Linked DNA regions of Homo sapiens: region 2 is linked to region 1. A link is a loop called in an ENCODE intact Hi-C map of the cell type or tissue named here. Cell type or tissue: heart right ventricle. All regions are shown on one strand.

Evidence for each region. Hi-C counts contacts between places; a loop is a spot of excess contacts. Peaks named below come from ENCODE experiments on the same cell type or tissue, not always from the same donor. Only the 100,000 strongest peaks of a DNase experiment are listed, where the experiment ranks them.
Region 2: it touches region 1 in a loop (3-fold over the local background); 2 of 110 quality-filtered maps call a loop at or near these places.

What each region holds. Positions count from the first base shown.
Region 1 is chr2:5,390,111-5,392,610 of GRCh38, forward strand. No RefSeq gene overlaps it. Among named protein-coding and RNA genes, the nearest start is that of LINC01248, 300 kb to the right of the region's middle. In heart right ventricle, no CTCF peak of the experiment used is centred here; a DNase peak (open chromatin) is centred at 1,441.
Region 2 is chr2:5,914,769-5,917,268 of GRCh38, forward strand. No RefSeq gene overlaps it. Among named protein-coding and RNA genes, the nearest start is that of SILC1, 17 kb to the right of the region's middle. In heart right ventricle, CTCF peaks have their summits at 777 (motif pointing left) and 1,481 (motif pointing left); a DNase peak (open chromatin) is centred at 631; H3K27ac peaks cover 1,658 bases.

The DNA of each region.
Region 1 (2,500 bases):
AATAGCTTCTCTGCAAATTTCTGCGTTGACCGGGAATGAATACGGAAATACAACATTGTTTTTATAAGAATAGACAAAGCTTCCCTTGACAACTTCTAAAAACAAACAAACCAGAAAACAAACGAACGAAAACCTCCATGGTTATATTTGAAAGCTTCTAAAATACATTAAAATTAAGTATTTAAAAATATGTATAAAATTCTTATTTATTCTATATCATCTAAGACATCCTGTTCAAAAATGACAATGATCCTCTTACACCTCACAGTCTCTTACTCTCTTCTTCCATAGCCGTTCCCGACATTTAATATGGTATGCATTACTTCTTTGTATAATTGTGCTGTTTGTCCCCCTTTACTGGAATAAAAACTTCAGGAGGAAGGGGATTTTCATCTGTTTTAAGCATTGTTATATTAGCAGGGTATCTACAATATGCCTAGCACATTAAGTATTCTCAATAAATATTTGCTGGTTGGAAGAGGACATCAGCTTTGGGAGTATCCATCCAGTGGAATTTTCCACTCTCAAGAAGATTGATCAGTTTCATGAAATAATCTTCACTGACCTCACCTATTATTTAAGGAACCTGATGCGATAGAGGTTTATGAGAATAGATCTTGGCTTAAGCACCAGGTTGTGGTTAGGGATCTCTGTAATGTTGAGAGCAGAAATGGTACAATGGGATCTGGGAATCTCTCACATCTTCATAATCATTCTTTGAAATGATAAAAGCAAACCTAACCCAAATTGTGTTTGCTTTTCCCCTAAGTCAAATCCACATCAAGACATATTGTGATGATTTCTCACAATAAATGCCTCACAAGTCTCTACAGCTGATAAAATGTCAGGGAGTATTTCCTTCTCTTCGCCAGCTTCTGGTGTTGGGTTGGGTCTTTAATCATTCAAGGGGAACACTACGTTGACTGTTGACTGTTGTTCTATGTTGTGAAGTATTACAGTGTGTGTGTGTGTGTGTTTGCGTATGTGTGTGTGTGTTTAAAAAAGAACCTATTTGTACACAGTTTCCTGAAGGAGTAGCTGAGTTGTGGGAAATAAAAACTCCACATAACTGTACAAGGGAACTCACATGGCTTTGGAAGCAGAATAATAAAAACAAAGTACTGGAAGCTATTTCTTCAGATGGGCATGTATACATTAAGCAGAGTAGCGTTGTCTGTATAGATATAATATCTTTGTAAGAGAATTCTAAATGATCACCATTTGATGTAGGGGTACACAAACCTAGAAGTCTGATTCAATCATAGAGTTGTAGAAAAATACGATTCCTGATGAACTGTTGCTTTTTTAAAAAGCGGTCTACAAATCAGAGATGATGGTACCTTTCTCACAAGAACTCTCAGTGTTCAACAGCTGGTCTTCTGCTGTTGCTGTCCTGGTGCCAATGAACTGTCAGAAGCAGAGTGAGTGGTAGCCAAGGTCCCTGGATCAGGGAGAAGGAGAGCAGCACGGGCTGCTGGCAGCTGGCCAGCCTCGATACTCACTGGCTCACCAAAGGAAGAGCCCTGCTTGATTTATGAAGGTGTTGCTGTAACCTGATGACCTGAAGACACCAGCAAGCTTCTCCTCCACTTCAACTCCACAGTTACTGTGGAAAAGAACCCCTTAGGAGAACGGTCAGCCTTTTCTATGACATTACAGAGACGTAATGTCTGGGTCTTCCATGAGTATTAATGCATGCTTCACCTTATTGGAAAACAAGAATGAATGAGCTGACTACAGCACTGCAGGCAAGTTTAGGAAAAGCACTGACTGAGAAAGGAAGAGCATCCCCATGTAGATACAGAAAAAGTGAATAATGGTATAGAACTTTCCAAGAAGAAGCCAAAGAGATGACCGTAGCACTACTAAAAATAAAATATTGTACTCAGTAATTTTCACATAGTTCGATATATATGTTTTTCTTAAACTCCATTTCAGAGATACTATGAATTAAATCACAAATGCTCGTAATAGGAAAAAATAACATTTTAAGGAAACCATTCTCCCATGTTTTTCTTAATAGACATACCACTGTGGAAGAATTCAGGCTTCTGAATTTTGGTTAGAAAGACCCATCCTCCTATTGTCCTTGTCCCACTATCCATTGAAAACAGAAGAAAATGACAGTTCGCCTGAGGCTCTAAACTGGACCCTAACCACAATCTTCCTTTTCTCAGTTTATTTATATATTTTTATCTTTTTGCACAAAGAGGAAAAGTTTAAAGAGATAAATGGAGAAGAAATGAGAGAACTGTCAGAACGAGAATGCAGTGTTCATTCCCTTCAGTTAGAGACCGGGGCTGAGCTTCTCTCTGGGCACTATTGTGAGAGTGGCAGGGCCAAGGATCACCAGTGTCTGAACCCAGCCCTCCCCTCACCAGTTCTCTTTGAGCGACACATTAGAAATGAGAATTGTTGAAATGAATTGTCATCCAATGTTGGATGACAGTGCTTGGCTCAGAGCTAGAGTTGCAAATGAGAACTTGGTCATCTCCAACCA
Region 2 (2,500 bases), 520 kb after region 1:
TAGGAAAACTAAGACTTAGAGAGAGGAAGTACCTAACCTAAGCTCAGGCAGATGGTAAATGGCAGAGCCAGCTTTCACACTCAAGGCTGTTTGATTCCAAAGCCCATGTTCTTTTCACTGTAACACACTGTAAGCAAGTCATTACAGAACCAAGTGATAAGTGTTTTAGAGGAGGTATGTACAAAGAATTATGGGAGCAGAGTGGGGCGAGACTAATAATAGCTTCCCTGATGTTTCATAGGGCCGTCTGGAGGATCACATGCACTAATGGACTTGAAAGTGCTTTGTAAACTAAAAAGTGCTATATAAATATAAGGGATTATTGTAACCCACATATCCGGATCTGCTATGTGAGGGTGCTGAGTAATTCTCAGTGTGAGAAATACATGCTTGGACTATGGCTATTTAATTCCTTCATTTCCAGGACTTTCTTGGCATTCACTAAACCACAGGGGTGGGTCTGGCAGCCAGCAATCTCACACATTCTAAATGGAAGCTGATGCCTGTCAGCTGTGTGGGGACATTCCTGGGTGCTGAGCGCTCAAATGGCACTCCAGGTTTTTATCTCTGAGCTGAAAGGGAAAGGATTGATTTAGCTTGGAGAGCTCCCGAGCAACTCTCCTCCCTCTCCTGCTGTCCAGAACCCAGCAGCCCCTAAGAAGGCCCTCCCAATGCCTCAACTCCCAATGATTTCCTGCTGGGACTGCCCACAGAAATAAGCTCCAGCAGGGGCCAAGCTGAGTCACCGTCTCCACCTTGCGGTGGGGCCCTGGGGAGAGGGATGGCTTGGAGACAGGGCCTGTTTATAATTACAGGGATTTTCCAGGCTACCCAGGATGGGGACAGGGTGGATTGTAAGCAGTTGTGCTCAGTAGCCAGGGAGTGACAATAGGGCTGTGTGACCCAACTTGGAGTCCACTAGGAGAAATGTGTGACCAGGCTAAGAACAGAGATCCTCCCACCGGCCAGTACTGTGGTTAGCATGGGCACTGCCTTTGTGAATATCTATCTATTCACATGGATGGGCATCCTTATTTTTTCTAAGTAGGAAGGCCTATCATCTTATTGTAGACTTAATTTTAAGGCCTCTCTAACTTACTAGGGCTCATGAAAACAGCTCATACTGCTGCCCCTGCTGGTCTCTCTGTCTCCTAAACATACAGGTTTGTATCATGAAGACTGGCAGCCCAAGGGTCAGGCCTGGCTCATGCAAGCTTTTCCCTCTCCAATGCCTCACTCCTCCAAGGCAAGTCACAGTAGGACAAGCACTGGGGCAGACTTGAGGACTGGAAGAGAGGCCGACTCGCCTCCTTGCTGTCTGTCCTCCTTCTCCTGCTCAGCCACACCCCTATCTCATATGCATGGGGTTTTCACCAGGCTCCCTTGTCCCACGAGTGTATTGACACAACCCTGCCTGTTCCTTATAGTCTGCAGAACAAGGATTAGCACCCTCGCCTCAAGGGGTCCCTCTGCTGGTGGAAATGACCCAGAAAGAGAAGGCATCAGAAGCCCAAGGAGAACCCTACCTTTTGGAGGAGCCATGGCTGCAATGAGGAGTTTGACAGTCCCACAAATATTAACCATGTCCCCACAGAAAGGAATCAGCAAAATCCGAGAAGCAGAAAGGCAGGAGAGATGAGAGCCAGGAGAGAATCATTCCTCATATTTCAAGAAAAGAGATAGCTTTAAGAAGAAGAGGTAGGCAGTGGTTAAATTTCGGATAACATTAAATAGGATGAGGCTCCACCGAAGTTAAACCACTGATGAGTTTTACAAGAATGATATCCAGAACCTGGTGGAGATTTCAACAAACTGAAGTGGGAAGGAAGCAGATATAGACTGCCTTCCCTAGAACTTTGGAGGTGATAAGAATAAAAGAGGAAAATCAGAGAGATCAAGGGTTCTTTTATTCATTCATTTTTAATATGGAATCTTTTCATCATATTTATTGATTGGCAGGTGGTGTAAAGAAAGAGATTTAAGGCATGTCGGAGATAGCATGTTTGGTTGGACTAGTGCAGTCTCAGTTCAGACCTGATGGCCCCCTATGCCTTCCCATCATAGCTTCCTTTTCCTCCGGTTTGGATGAATTATTACATGCTTAGAAGGTTAGAAAAATAAGAGAGATTGCATTCAGGACCTCGATGGAGGGGTGAGCCTTTGTCTAGTGGAAAGATTCTGTTTCCTCTGGAGAGGTAAACAAGGAGAAAAATACCAGTGAAGACATACAAATATTTTGAAATGGATGAGAGGGAAAGGAGGCCATTGATAGAGAATCATCAACTCATCATGCTGAGATGGTCTTTTGAGAGTGAGAAGGCAGGTCATTTTGCAGACTGAAAGACGGCAAGCAGGTGTGGGATAGATGAGAGGAAATATGCATATTGGTTAGCCCTCAGTTTATTTACCTGTAAGGTCCCTACATTAGCTGATACGGTTTAGCTCTGTGTCCCCACCCAAATCTCATCTTGAGTTGTAATTCCCATGTGTCAAGGAAGGG